2 separate regions of the Homo sapiens genome follow, and region 1 is linked to region 2. A link is an interaction called in ENCODE POLR2A ChIA-PET data of the cell type or tissue named here. Cell type or tissue: A673. All regions are shown on one strand. Links, peaks and the distances in the headings refer to the core of each region. The heading gives the core; the rest is flanking DNA.

What was found. Peaks named below come from ENCODE experiments on the same cell type or tissue, not always from the same donor. Only the 100,000 strongest peaks of a DNase experiment are listed, where the experiment ranks them.
Region 1: POLR2A ChIA-PET joins it to region 2 with 6 read pairs; 2 of 35 experiments call an interaction of 5 or more read pairs at or near these places.

The regions. Positions count from the first base shown.
Region 1 is chr16:73,626,977-73,634,742 of GRCh38, reverse strand. It overlaps a transcript of ZFHX3 not described here. Among named protein-coding and RNA genes, the nearest start is that of TRK-TTT1-1, 150 kb to the right of the region's middle. In A673, for the core only: no CTCF peak of the experiment used is centred there; no DNase peak of the experiment used is centred there; H3K27me3 peaks cover 1,087 bases.
Region 2 is chr16:73,078,811-73,086,576 of GRCh38, reverse strand. It overlaps a transcript of ZFHX3 not described here. Among named protein-coding and RNA genes, the nearest start is that of HCCAT5, 9.7 kb to the left of the region's middle. In A673, for the core only: no CTCF peak of the experiment used is centred there; a DNase peak (open chromatin) is centred at 3,846; H3K27ac peaks cover 1,061 bases.

The sequences.
Region 1 (7,766 bases), core at 2,371-4,870, 550 kb before region 2:
GGTCTTGCTTCCTCTAAAAACTATTTATTAATATCCAAACAGCATGTATTTCTATACTGTAGGCCCCTTCTGTTGGCTGTCCTCAAGAGACACTATGAAGAAGATACTGATGTGCCTGTCTTGCTTGGAGGACCCATAGGTGCAAAATGGGTTAAATAACCTGCTGATACAAAATGCTATGAACACAGTCTATACTTTCTAAAAACTGTATCTGTAAAATATCTGGGGAAATAGGCCAACAATGAGTGTTAATGGGGTTATGACTTTTACATATATATTTTATATATATATATATATATATATATATATTATACATAATAACTGGTTGAGTTGCCTTCTCCGTGACTATATATTTCCCCAGTGAAAAAAATGACCCTAAACTCCTCTCTTAAATTTCAGCTAATTCTTCATATAAGTCACATCGACTTATATGTGAAAACTTCTCTGAGGGAAAGGAGTAGAATTCATCCCTTTTTGGCAGAGAAGAAAATAGCAATGTGAAATTGGAGTTCACTGGTAAAACATGATAATTTCCCAATTTTATATTACATATACATCTCCTTTTTACAGTATTGACATGATACAGTGTGTGTGCATAATTATGTATGTATATGTATGTACACATAGATAGATCTTTGTATCCTGCTTTGATAATATATTTTGTTCATTTGTATAAATAAAAATGTCAAGAATATTATTTCAGTCATTTAATAGTTGCTCTTAGATGTATTATAATTATTGTACTATTCCTCTTTTGTTGTACATTTAGGGTATTTTAAATATTTTACTATTAGAAATAATACTTTGCCAAACATCACTGCTCTTAAATAAGCCTTTTTTTTTTTGTGATGGAGTCTTGCTCTGTCGCCCGGGCTGGAGTGCAGTGGCACAGTCTTGGCTCACTGCAACCTCCGCCTCCCGGGTTCAAGCGATTCTCTCACCTCAGCCTCCTGAGTATCTGGGATTACAGGCATGTGCCACCATGCCCAACTAATTTTCGTATTCAAAAGCCATTTTTAAGGCCCTTGGTGCATGTTCCTGATACTCTGAAGAAAGTCCATGCCAATCCACGCCACAATCACAGGCACTAGTACTGAGCAATATTATGTTTTGTTATTTCCTTTTTAAAACAAACTCCTTCAGTTATAGAGAAAAGCCAGAGAATAATGTAGTCAAACCGCATATACCCACCACCCAGCAAAAGAAATAAAACATTACGAATAGTCTCGAAGTCCTGATCATTGCCCCCTCACTTTCCTGCAAAGATTACCCCGGCCTGAGGGTGGTTTTATCATTTTTGCATGCATCTCTGTACTTTTACTGAACTAGTGTTTCTTACACATTTATTAATCTGACAGAGGACAAAACAAGATTGAATTGCTGGTTTAATTAGAATTTCTATGGTGACTTGTGGGTTTGAACATACTTCATGTTTTTTGGCCAGTCATAGTTTCTTTGATGTGAATTATCTATCCCTTTTAAAATGGGCCTCTGGTGGTTTCTCCTTCTCAATTTCGATCTCCTTCATATATTAAGTAGATCAACCTTTAGCCATTTAGGTGGAAAACACTTTTCTTTGTTGTCTTTTAATTTTAAGATGATGTTTGAAACATAGAAATTAAAGTACAGCAAAGATGTCAGTCTTTCTTATTTTTTTTCTTTTTGAGACGGAGTCTCGCTTTGTTGTCCAGCCTAGAGTGCAGTGGTGCGATCCCAGCTCACTGCAAGCTCCTCCTCCAGGGTTCACACCATTCTCCTGCCTCAGCCTCCCGAGTAGCTGGGACTACAGGCTCCCGCCACCACACCCGGCCAATTTATTTTTGTATTTTTAGTAAAGACAGGGTTTCACTGTGTTAGCCAGGATGGTCTCTATCTCCTGACCTTGTGATCTACCTGCCTCGGCCTCCCAAAGTGCTGGGATTACAGGCGTAAGCCACCGTTCCCAGCCACAGCTGTCAGTCTTTTTATGTTAACTTCGTCCATTGCTTTTATGCTCATCAAATCTTTCTATTCTGGAGTCCACAGAATCATGACTTTCTTTTCTTTTTTTTTTTTTTTGAGACAGAGTCTTGCGCTGTTGCCAGGCTGGAGTGCAGTGGCGCGATCTCAGCTCACTGCTACCTTCACCTCCCAGGTTCAAGCAATTCTCCTGCCTCAGTCTCCTGAGTAGCTGGGACTACAGGTGCGCGCCACCATGCCCAGCTAATTTTTGTATTTTTAGTAGAGATGGGGTTTCACCATGTTGGCCAGGATAAGTCTCAATCTCTTGACTGACCTCATGATCCGCCTGCCCCAGCCTCCCAAAGTGCTGGGATTACAGGCGTGAGCCACCGCACCCGGCTCATATGACTTTCTGTTAACTTCTTTTGTAGAGTTTTGTAAGGCCAGGCACCTATCTCTTTGGGCTTAAGTTTTAGGTACTGATGGGGCAAGAGTGAGCTTTGATAATCCAACATATATTCATCTTTACCAATTAATATAACCACTTCAAGGGTAAGAACCATTTATTATTCCTTTTTCTAACCCCATGCCCAGAACAAGCCCTTCAAGAAGACATAAATTGCTCAACACATGTATATTAAATAAGGAAATGACCATTATATTTTGCCTGCAGCCACTTTAGTGAAAACATTTTATGACTCTTTTGATAATCTGTCCTAGGCCATTTTCTTTCTTCCCAGCTCCTCTTTTCATTTTTTAGTTAGATTTGTAGTTTTAAAGAAAATTGCTTACTTGCTTTATTTAAAATAAATGTTACTTATAATTAGAGATGCAAAACTTTGTGTGTGTGTGTGTGTGTGTGTGTGTGTGTGTGAGAGAGAGAGAGAGAGAGAGAGAGAGAGAATCCCACTCTATCACCCAGGCTGGAGTGCAATGGCACGATCTCGGCTCACTGCAACCTCCACCTCCCAGGTTCAAGTGATTCTCCTGCCTCAGCCACCCGAGTAGCTGGGACTACAGGCGTGCACCACCATCCCTGGCTAATTTTTGTATATTTTTTATACAGACGGAGTTTCACCATTTTGCCCAGGCTGGTCTCAAACTCCTGGCCTCAAGTGATCCACCTGCCTCGGCCTCCCAAATTGCTGGAATTATAGGTGTGAGCCACTGCGCCCAGCCAGAGATGCAAAGCACTTTTATTACAGAAAAATATAAAATATAAACACAAAGAAAAAATTAATGTGTTGTTTCTAACCCAGAGATGATGACTTCTTGTTGTCATCTAACCCCAATTGTGTGCATAGATTTGTAATTTATATATAGATAGAAATGATCTCTAGCTAGATGACATATTGATGAAAAGATAAGATGGTAGATACATGGAGATTAAATATTTTAAGTTATAAAAACTACTGGTTTGAAGCTTGAATTTCCTTGCTTTTGTACCATTTATTTTCTCTTGAAATCAGAAGCAGTGTATGCTACATTTCGAGTTGTTAAAGAAAATACCATTTTTTAAAACATATCTGGAGGAGGAATTAATATTCTCAGGTAACACTGGGTATTGTGGGCCATGTTAGTTTCAGAGCCTTTACATATAGATACTCAAGGAGGTGGGTAAAATTCACACCTAAAATTCATACCTGACCTAACAGCGTACTTCAAGTTTCTCTTTGGTGTCCTCAACAACTCTTACTGGTAATGGCCCATTTCACCCATCTCAGGAATCAGGCCTGTGGTTTCTTACCGCTGCTGCAAGTTGAAAATTCTCAGGGAAAGCACTGATGCCACAATGCGAACATCACTTTTAAGTCAGTAAAGCCTTGTGCATCAGCAACCAGGCTCTTATTACCGAGTTAAAACAAACCAAGGAAAACAAAAGTAGACATTCATGTCACCTCTTTCTCTGGGGAATGATTCCCGATTGCATAGCTACCCTTTCTCCCAAAGAAATGGCATTGTCAAAAACATATTTAAATAGCAAGATTGTCATTTCTCCTGAAAACAACCAGGAAATTACAAGTTGAGCACCACCATGCTTTGCCCTTAACCTGGACTTTTCTTGCTTCTTTCTCTGCCAGTTTATGAGTGAACAGTGAAACGCCAGCTGAACGTCCTGTTTCCTGACTGTTGTTCTCTTATGTCACAACTTGGTGGAAATACAACTTTAAAATATCATTAATGAACTGTTGTTTTGTTGGTAAAATGTGGTGGCACGTCCATTCCTCAGATTTGGTCTCTTCCTAATTTATTGCCACTCTTTCCTTTCCTAAGTATGGAGTTGCGTGAAACCCTGTTCCCTGAAAGGTACTGAGCAGCACCTGAAATCATTGGTTAGTGTAAAATTGTCTTAAGCTGCTCCATAGCAAGGTGAAGTTGACATATGAAACCCTATGTATTTAATTTTGCTTGCTATTGCTCTAGAAAAGCAATGTACATGAAGTGAGATCCCCAGATAAAACTTGTTCCTTCTGAGAGCAGGGTCACCCTCTCCAAATGATCAAATTAATTTCCAATTTTCCTTTTGATCCTCTAAAGGGCCTTTTTGGAGGCGAAGTTAAATCTGGAGATGTTTGTTTGTCTTTATTTTCTTGTTAAATGCAAACTGTTTCAAAGAAGGTTGAAATTAGACTAACGTTTTCCAAAGTGTCTACCTTTCAGTCTCACTAAAGAAAACCTCTGGAATTTTTTTTTTCAATGTGCTGAAATATCATGACACCTGTCTAGACCAATTAGAGAGAGAGAGTGGTTGAGTCTCTGTAATAGAAATGATGGATGGGCCGGGGATGGTTTTAGTGACTCATTAGCCAAATGCTACAAGGATATAAAAGTTGTTGTGGTTTTTATTTTCATTTACATCAAGAGCTTGCTTAAATCTGCACCATTCTCTCCATTACCTCTTTCTTGTGCGGTTGAAAGAGACTATCAGTTCAAACCACCTTGAATTTTGTATGCAACCTGTCTTGTCGCCTGTGCCTTTTTAGTTATCCCAATCATATTTTTAACTAGTAGGATTTCCAAGCTAGAGGAGAAAAGTGTCAGGAATTTAAGTGTGCCTTAAATTCATCTCTTTATGTCCATCTCCCAAGCACAGGTGATGGACATGCTATAGGGTTTTTTCCTCCTTTCTTTTTCCTTTCTTTCTTTCTTTTTTTTTAACTTCATGTCACTTTATGGCATTTGGGTTTGCTTTTGTCTTTCATTACCTTCCCAGCCTCCATCTTCTTCTCATTCCCTCCTGTGACTAGCTCCGTGGCAGGTGCATCTTTCTTTGGTGCCTTGGAAAACACTAGACCTTGGCCTTTATTCACATTAAGTCCACAATATCATAAATGAAATTTCGATTTGGGTGTAGAGGTTGCATTGCTTGTAATATGAATCATAAACACCAGCAATGTAATTTTAAGAAGCTGACTTTTTTTTTTCCCTAAGAAGGAGGGAAAATAAAATCTCTGAATCTGCTGGAGTCAGACTCCTCTGCTTACTTGCTCTGAACAAAAGGCTGGGCAATCTCGATCCTTCTGAATACCATATGAAATTCCAGGCAACATACAGGGCAGGGTTGGAAGCGAGTGTGCAGCAGGAGATGGATTACACTTCTCTGAGTATTTACGTATCAGCGGCCTTGTTTGTGCACACACACAGATGACACACGGAAGGTGGGAGGAATGGCTTGCTATTGATACAGATTTATAGTTTCCATCACTGCTCTCTATCCTTTGGGATCAACTTTGTCACGGGCACACCGGCGGGGGTTTATTACAGTGTGTGATAGCAGGTGTGGGCTGTGTGTGCATTGTGGATTCATTGTCCTCCTGTATCAGGATTTATACAGCCACACACCCCTTCTTTCCAAGGGCCTGCCTGGTGCACAGACATTCATATATCTGCAGGACTGGGTCCTGCGTGGTGCCCCTGGAGTCAGTGGTTGGATATCACCCCTGAATTCAGGTTGCTTCTATTACATTTAAACTTCATCTCAGCAAGGGCTGGGAGCACATTTTAAAAGGTCTGGTTCTAAACGCTTGCTGCTTTTAGTATTATATTTTAGATTATTTAAGGAACATAAACGCAATGGAAAGAAATAGGGGAGGCTTACCATGCAATATGAAACTTGGAGGTTTACCAATATGATTCAGAACAATTAAAAGAGACACAAGTGCTCTCTAAAGCTACAAATTTAGTCAAATCTAGTGTTAATTTACTGAGTATCTACTATGGGCAAGGCAGGCCCAGAGCGTGGTAGTAAAAGGAGTGCAAGATAATTTCAATTTGAGAAAATTCAACTTCTCAGGATTTAAATGGTTCAAGTCCCTTACCTTCCTGCTGGACTCTTGTTTTCTGGTGAAGAAATCTTATTTAGGATAAAATATAAGCTCATTTTGGCTGCAGCCCTTTTCTGCAGACTATTTCTGTAAGCTTGAAAAATAGGGTTGCTTTATGAAATGGATGCTCTTATAGATCCATACATTTGAACTCTAGGAATCATCTACTTTTTAAAAGTCTGCTTAAGGGAAGAATTTGAAAAGAAACATTTGAGGGGAAAATTAGGGTCACCTAGTAATTTTTAAAAGATTACAGTACCTCTCAATGATGTGGTTATTAATGAGAAAGCTTATAGACTGCATTCCTTATCCCCAGGTATGTGATAGAAGGAGTTAACGGGTTGGAGGTAGACACGTTGGGTAGTTACTGAGTACAATGATAAAATAGATACCATTGTGCTAGGATCTGGTTACTAAGAAAAACAAGATGAATCCTTGATCTCAAGGAAACTGTAATTCTGGGGATACTTTGCACTCTACCCCACTAGCTTAACCTGCCTCTTCATGCTACTTCTCATGCCACTTCCCATTAACAGCTGTTTTCTTTTCTTTTCTTTTTGAGATGGAGTCTTGCTCTGTCGCCCAGGCTGGAGTGCAGTGGCACAGTCTCGGCTCACTGTAACCTCCACCTCCTGGGTTCAAGTGATTCTCCTGCCTCAGCCTCCTGAGTAGCTGGGATTACAGGCACATGCCACCATGCCCAGCTAATTTTTGTGTTTTTTAGTAGAGACAGGGTTTCACCATGTTAGCCAGGATAGTCTTAATCTCCTGACCTCGTGATCCACCTGCCTCGGCCTCCCATAGTGCTGGGATTACAGGCGTGAGCCACTGCGCCCACCCCAACAGCTGTTTTCTTAAAGCACGTCAAGACTTTCCCCTTGTGATCATTAATATGAACAAATAGATTAGAAGGGTACCCATTGCAGGTTTTTCTCAACATCCTTCATTCAAAAGAGTTCAAATCATAAGAATTAAAAAGCAGGTTTCTCTTGACAAGCTGATCAGTCAGTCTTTGAGCTGTTCCTGTCTCTGTGCCTCAAACTTTCCGGCTTGCAAAGGACATGATGAAGTTTAGGATATTCACTTCCACTATATCAATAGTATCTGCAAATCTGATCCTATCTGGCCCGGTTGACACCTTTCCTGAGCTTAGCAAATGAGACTCTTCATAATATGGCTGCTGCCAACCTCTTCAATTTTATCTCCTCCTGCCTCTCTCTGTCCCCAAGTTCTAACAATCACAGACAGTTTGGAGCACGTGGAGTCAGTTTGCTATTGCCTACATCTGTGTTTTTTGCATGACTCTTGCCCTTTACCCTTTAGTGAAATTTTCTTTGCTTAGGTATTCTTCTAACTTGGAAGATAATAGGAAAAATCTATCTCCTTCAAAACTTTGCATATGCCTCTACTTTATAATCATAACAATATATTATTTTTGTTTCCATATCAATCTTCTCTACAATATAATGATGGGTGTGTTTTTGACATAGAGAACAATAG
Region 2 (7,766 bases), core at 2,849-5,348:
CATTTTCATTCATGTTGCTTCAAATGACAGGATTTAATTCTTTTTTTGTAGCTGAGTAATATTCCATTGTGTATATATACCACATTTTCTTTATCCATTCATCCATTGATGGACACTTAGGTGGATTCCATATCTTTGCTATTGTGAGTAATGCCACAATAAACATGGAAGTGCAGATTTCTCTTCAATATACTGATTTCCTTTCTTTGCGACATACACCCACCAGTGGCACTGTCAGATCATATGGTAGTTCTATTTTTAGACTTTTGAGGAACCTCCACTTTTCCATAGAGGCTGTACTAATTTACATTCCCACCAACAGTGCACGTGGGTTCCCCTTTTTCTGCAACTTTACCAGCATTTGCTATTTTTTGTCGTTTTGATAAAAGCCATTCTAACTGGGGTAAGATATCTCGTTGTGGTTTTGATTTGCATTTCTTGGACAATTAATGATGTGGAGCATTTTTAAATGGCATTTTAAAAATATACTTGTTGGCCATTTGTCATACATATGTCTTCTTTTGAGAAATGTCTGTCTGTCTAGATCTTTTGCCCATTTTTAATTTGATTTTTTTTTTTTTTTTTTTTTTTGCAATTGAGTTGTTTGAGTTCCTTATATATTCTGGTTACTGATCTCTTGTCAGATGCATAGTTTGCAAATATTTTCCCCCATTCTTGTAGGTTGTTTTTTCACTTTGCTAATTGTTTCCTTTGCTGTACAGAAGCTTCCTGGCTTAATGTAATTCCATTTTTCTAATTTTGCTTTTGATGCCTGTGCTTTTAAAGTCTCATTCCCAAAATTTTTGCCCAGACCAATGTCCTGAAGTGTTTCCCTAATGTTTTCTTCTAGGAGTTTCATAGTTTCAGGTCTTAGATTTAGTCTTTAGTCTATTTTGATTGATGTTTATTTATGGTGAAAGATAGGGGTCTAGCTTTATGCTTCTGCATATGGTTATCTAATTTTCCCAGTCACATTTATTGAAGAGACTGTCCTTTGCCCAGTGCATGTTTTTTGTTGAAAATGAGTTGTAGCCCAGGAGTGGTGGTTCATGCCTGTAATCTCAGCACTTTGGGAGGCCGAGGCAGGCGGATCACTAGAGGTCAGGAATTCAAGACCAGCCTGACCAACATAGTGAAACCCCATCTCTAAATTAGCTGGGCGTGGTGGTGCACACCTGTAGTCCCAGCTACTCTGGAGGCTGAGGCAGGAGAATCACTTGCTGGGAGGCAGAGGTTGCAGTGAGCCAAGATTGTGCCATTACACTCCAGCCCGGGCAACAAGAGCAAAACTCCATCTCAAAAAAACAATAATAATAAAATGAGTTGTAAATGCTGTAAATGTGTGGACTTATTTCTGGTTTTCTATTCTGTTCCATTGGTCTATGTGGCTGTTTCTATGCTAGTACCATGCTGTTTTGGTTACTATGGCTTTGTAGTATATTTTGAAGTCAGGTAGTGCAGTGCCTCCAGCTTTGTTCTTGTTGTTCATGTTTGCTTTGCTATTTGGGGTCTTTTGTGGTTCTAGGACTTTTTTTTTCTATTTCTGTGCAGAATACATCTGGTATTTTGATAAGGGTTGCATTGAGTCTGTAAATTGCTTCGGGTAGTACTCTTGACATTTTAACATTAATTCTTTCAATCCATGAGCATGGGCTATCTTTGATCTTTTTGTGTCCTCCTTAATTTCCTTCATCAGTGCTTTATAGTATTCCTTGTAGAGATCTTTCATGTATTTGGTTAAATTTATTTCTAGGTATGGCCAGACGCGGTGGCTCATGCCTGTCATCCCAGCATTTTGGGAGGCTGAGGTGGGCGGATCACGAGGCCAGGAGATCGAGACCATCCTGGCTAACACGGTGAAACCCCATCTCTACTAAAAATACAAAACAAAATTAGCCGGGCATGGTGGCAGGCACCTGTAGTCTCAGCCTGGGAGGCTGAGGTGGGAGAATGGTGTGAACCCGGGAAGTGGAGCTTGCAGTGAGCCGAGATCGTGCCACTGCACTCCAGCCTGGGTGACAGAGCAAGACTCCATCTCAAAAAAAAAAAAAAAAAAAAAAAATTTAGTCCTAGGTATTTTATATTTTTGTAGCTGTGGGATTGCTTTCTTACATTCTTTTTCAGATTGTTTGCTGTTGTTGTATATAAATGCTACTAATTTTTTAATGTTGATTGTGTATCCTGCAACTTCACTGAATTTGTTTATCATTTCTAACAGGTTATTTTGGTGGTGTTTCTAAGTTTTTCTAAAATAGGTCATCTACAAACAGTAATAATTTGACTTCTTCCTTTCCAGTTTGGATGCACTTTATTTCTTTCTCTTGCCTAATTTCTCTGGCTAGGACTTCAACTTTGTCAAGAATAAAAATGGTGAAAGTGTGCATTCTTTTCTTGTTCTAGATCTTAAAGGCTTTCATTGATGACATTTTTATTAAGATCATTGCTATTGGCATTTTGAGCCAGATAATTCCTTGTTGGTGGAGGTAATGTGTCTTGTGCATTGCCAAATATTTATCAGAATCGTGGCCTCTACTCATGAGATGTCGGTTGTCACTACTAGAAATGTCTCCAGACACTTCCAAATGTCCCTTGGGATGTGGGGGGCAAAGTCAGCCCCAGTTGAGAACCATGGCCCTAGACCTCACGTAGAACAGGTGTGTCACCCTGGGGCTGTGTGGTCTTTCCAGTGGAGGCATGTTCTGGGGTATCTGTGGAATCTTCTCTGGCCTATAGGAAAGAAATAGGAAAGGCCGGGCATGGTGGCTCACACCTGTAATCCCAGCACTTGGGAGGCTGAGGCGGGCAGATCGCTTGAGCCCAGGAGTTTGAGACCAGCCTGGGCCACATGGCAAAAACGCATCTCTATAAAAAACACAACAGTTAACCAGGTGTGATGGTGCGCACCTGTAGTCCCAGGTACTCAGAAGGCTGAGGTGAGAGGATGGCTTGAGCCCGAGAGGTCGAGGCTGCAGTGAGCCAAGATTGCACCACTGTACTCTATCCTGGGCAACAAAGTGAGACCCTGTCTCAAAAAATAAAAAAAGAAATAGGAAAGGCATGACTACAAAGAAAGTCACTTGACCATGAAAACCACAAGACTTTCCACCATTCATTTACAGCTTTTCACCCTTTGTGTTTTATATATCAGATAATTATTCAGATGTGTTACCAGTTGTGATACAGAAGGGAACCATAATGGAGAGAAAAGCCAGATGTCCCTGTCCAGCCATGTCACATCCTACCGACACACTTTGTGCCATCACAAGAGGTCTCATTAGCAGTAAGCTCATAACTCAGGTTTTATCTGCATGTTATGCTGACTTAGATGGCTCTACTAAGGTAAGGTGTTGGGGTTTTTTTGTTTCGCTTTTTTGAGACGGAGTTTTGCTCTTGTTGCCCAGGCTGGAGTGCAATGGCATGGTCTTGGCTCACTGCAACCTCTACCTCCTGGGTTCAAGTGATCCTCCTGCCTTAGCCTCCCAAGTAGCTGGGATTACAGGCACCCGCCACCAAGCCCAGCTAATTTTTGTATTTTTTTTTTTTTTTTTTTTTTTTAGTAGAGATGGAGTTTCACCATGTTGGCCAGGCTGGTCTTGAACTCCTGACCTCAAGTAATCCGTCCACCTCGGCCTCCCAAAGTGCTAAGATTACAGGCATGAGCCACTGCGCCTGGCCAGGTTTTGTTTTGTTTTGTTTTAAATACTGTTTCCTGTGTCTCTTTGGCCATTACTACAGATTCCAGTAATGTTGTGATGTTTCAGAAACTGTGTCATCCTTTCTGTGATTTCATCACACTGCATTTCAAAGACTGCTTTTATTCTAAGGAGCTGATTTTTATGAGCAGTGACTAAGAGAAACAATTGGGACTGCTGAGATCTGCCCAGGCACACCACTTCCCTCGTGCCTAGGGAGCTTAGTCTTCCAGTATTCACTCCAGGATCTGCTTTCATCTTATACAAAAAAAAAGAAAGTAAGTTAATGGGAATAAAATGTAAAATTCATTCATTTGGCTGGGCACGGTGGCTCACGTCTGTAATCCCAGCACTCTGGGAGGCCAAGGCAGGCGGATCCTGAGGTCAGGAGATCGAGACCATCCTGGCTAACACGGTGAAACCCCATCTCTACTAAAAATACAAAAAAAATTAGCCGGGCGTGGTAGCGGGCGCCTGTAGTCCCAGCTATTCGGGAGGCTGAGGCAGAAGAATGGCGTGAACCCAGGAGGCGGAGCTTGCAGTGAGCCAAGATCGCGCCACTGCACTCCAGGCTGGGCAACATAGAGAGACTCCCTCTCAAAAAAGAGAAAAAAAAATTCATTCATTCAAAGAAAGGTTACCAAGTAGGATCTTGTGCTAGTTACCATGAGATATTTTGAGGCACCTAAGATAAAAGCTCAGAGTTCAGGAGCTCCTTATCTCGTAGTTGAATCAAGATGTAGACGAGGGCTGGATGCGGTGGCTCACACCTGTAATCCCAGCACTTTGAGAGACTGAGGCGGGTGGATCACCTGAGGTCAGGAATTCAAGAACAGCCCGGCCAACATGGTGAAACCCCGTCTCTAGTAAAAATATAAAAATTAGCTGGGTGTGGTGGTACACACCTGTAGTCTCAGCTACCCAGGAGGCTGAGGCAGGAGGATCCCTTGAACCTGGGAGGCAGAGGTTGCAGTGAGCCAAGATCGTGCCACCGCACTCCAGCTTGGGTGATGGAGTGAGACTCCGTCTCAAAAAAAAAAAAAAAAAAAGATGTGGACAAGAACATTTATAATTACAAGTCAAGGGTCCTATGACATAAGTGCCATAAACATCCAGAACAACGTCACTGGAAAAAAGGGTGAGTTCTGCACACTAGAGTCCATTGCCTGACCACAGATTCTAGAATGCATGTGTAAATGGCCTGTGAGAACACTTTATTTTCTTTTTTGACAGAATTGGCATCTACCAGTGGAACAGGGAAATAGAGAATACAAAGAAGAGCTGGGCTTTAGTGAGGCATTTGATAATATGGTTAAAGACAATTTGGGCCGGGCACAGTGGCTCATGCCTGTAATCCCAGCACTTTGGGAGGTCGAGATGGGCAGATCACCTGAGTTCAGGAGTTCGAGACCAGCCTGACCAACATGGAGAAACCCCGTCTCTACTAAAAATACAAAATTAGCCGGGCATGGTGGCGCATGCCTGTAATTCCAGCTACTCAGGAGGCTGAGGCAAGAGAATTGCTTGAACCTGGGAGGCGAAGATTGTGGTGAGCAGAGAGCAGAGATTGTGCCATTGCACTCCAGCCTAGGCAACAAGAGCAAAACTCTGTCTCAAAAAAAAAAAAAAGAAAGAAAGAAAGACAATTTGCTCATTTATCTCATGGAAAAGAAGATGAAAGATGAAGTACAAATTAGTTAGTGATTGGTATCAATGTGGAGGAGATTTCTGGTGCTGGGACAGTGAGGTTTTGGTAGTCCATGTGTGATTATCATGACATCATATGTTGCAAGATAAAGAATTCAAAAGATTTTTGATAGACCAAGGCAATGCACCAAATCTAGCAAGGTGAAATGTAACACAAGAAAATGGCAGGTCTTGACCTTGGACCTGAAAACCCATCTGCACAAACTCGGGTGGAGGGAGCCAGGCTTGGTAAGAAGTATTAGAAAAGACCTGAAGCTTTTTTCTTTTCAGACTTTTGGGCACATTTAAGAATCACCTGGCTGAGCACAGTGGCTCACACCAGAAATCCCAGCACTTTGGGAGGCCAAGGCGGGAGGATTGCTTGAGGCCAGGAGTTCGAGACCAGAGCCTGGTCAACATAGCAAGACCCTGTCCCTACAAAATAATGTTTTTAAAAATTAGCCAGGCATGGTGGTGTATGCCGATAATCCCAGCTACTGGGGAGGCTGACGTGGAAGGATCATTTGAGCCCAGGAGTTTGAGGCTGCAGTGAGCTCTGATCATACTACTGTACTCCAGCCTAGGCAACACAGCAAGATCCCATCTCAAAAAAAAAACAAAGAAAAAGTCACCTGGCATAAATGTTTAAAATGTGGATTCCCAGGTGCTACCCCAGATTGTCAGATTCAAGTTTGAGGTGTGGACCAAGAATCTCCATTTATTAAAGTGTCTTAGATAGCTCAGACTGCTATCACAAAATATCATAGACTAGGTGGCCCAATCAACAGACATTTATTTCTCACAGTTCTGGAGGCTGTGATCAAAATACCTACACATTCAGTTCCACCCTCTTTTGGGAGGACACAAACTTTCAGTCCATAACATGAAGCTCTCTGGGTCATTCTGAAGTAGGAGCTCCATGAGCCACACTTTCTGAACCGCTGTCTTAGAGGTTTCAGTTAATGGGTGGAGGCTTTCACAATTGTACTGGGCAAAAGTGTAATGAGGAGAACAAAGAGGTGAGAATCCTGCTGTACTGTGGGAGACAGAGCAGATGTGGATAATTCACATTTAATATTGGGCCATGACATTTTAAGAAGAGAGTCAAACTGGAAACAGGAAGGCAAAGGGGACTCAGAGGCAGAGCCTGTGAAAAAGAGTTGAAGAAACTGGCAGTTCCTAGCTCAGAAAGATCAGACTGAGAGAGGAGGCCAGGACAGGAAAAGGTTGTCTGCATCAGGGAATTAAACTTGCTCTGTGTGACCTCACAAGGTGACACTAAGACCAGTAGGCAAGAACCACAAGGGATCTATTTAAAAGGCTCAAAATAATGACCATCTTCTCTAACAATCAGAGCCAGCTGTCCACAGTGCCAGAGGTGCTCAAGCAAGGGCCAGAGAACACATTTAAATGATTCTTCAGGAAATTGGGTAATGAATGGAAGGATGGCACATCAAAAAGGCAGTAGAACCAAGGCAAGTGTTACTGTTCTTGTTCTTGTTTGATTGGAGAGAATACAGCATGTGTAGGTTTCCAAGTAGAAAGGGAGTAAAGATAGGAGGCCAGGTGTGGCAGCTCACGCTTGTAACCCCAACACTTTGGGAGGCCAGGGTGGGAGGATCACTTGAGGCCAGGAGTTGAAGAACAGCCTGGGCCACATAGTGAGATCCCATCTCTATTTTTAAAAAATTAAAAATAATTGGTTTTTTTTGGAGACAGAGTCTCGCCCTGTCCCAACCTCTGCCTCCTGGGTTCAAGTGATTCTCCTGACTCAGCCTCCCAGATAGCTGGGATTACAGGCATGTGCCACCATTCCTATCTAATGTTTGTATTTTTTGTAGAGACAGGGTTTGACCATGTTGGCCAGGCTGGTCTTGAACTCCTGACCTCAAGTGATCTGCCCACCTTGGCCTCCCAAGGTGCTGGGATTACACGTGTGAGCCACTATGCCCGGCCTTAAAAATAAATTTAATAAGAGAAAGATATGAAAGTGATGGAGGCAGGTGTGCCGTGGGGACAGCAGTGGGGAGAGACAAGTAAGTGAAAGAGAAGGGGACTGGAAGGACCTGGTCGGGTTGGACTCCAGAGATCAGGGAAGATTTGCAGTGGAATCACAGCAGAATAGAAGGAAGGAAATAATAGTTAAGGCTACAAAGATATTTCATGATGAAAAAGAGGAGGTGGTAAAAGGCACCATAAGGTAATGTGACAGGCAAGTTGAAGTTCATTCCAATCTTGGTTTTAAGAAACAAAGGGGCCGGGCGCGGTGGCTCACACCTGTAATCCCAGCACTTTGGGAGGCTGAGGCAGGTGGATCACGAGGTCAGGAGATCGAGACCATCCTGGCTAAGATGGTGAAACCCCGTCTCTACTAAAAATACAAAAAAA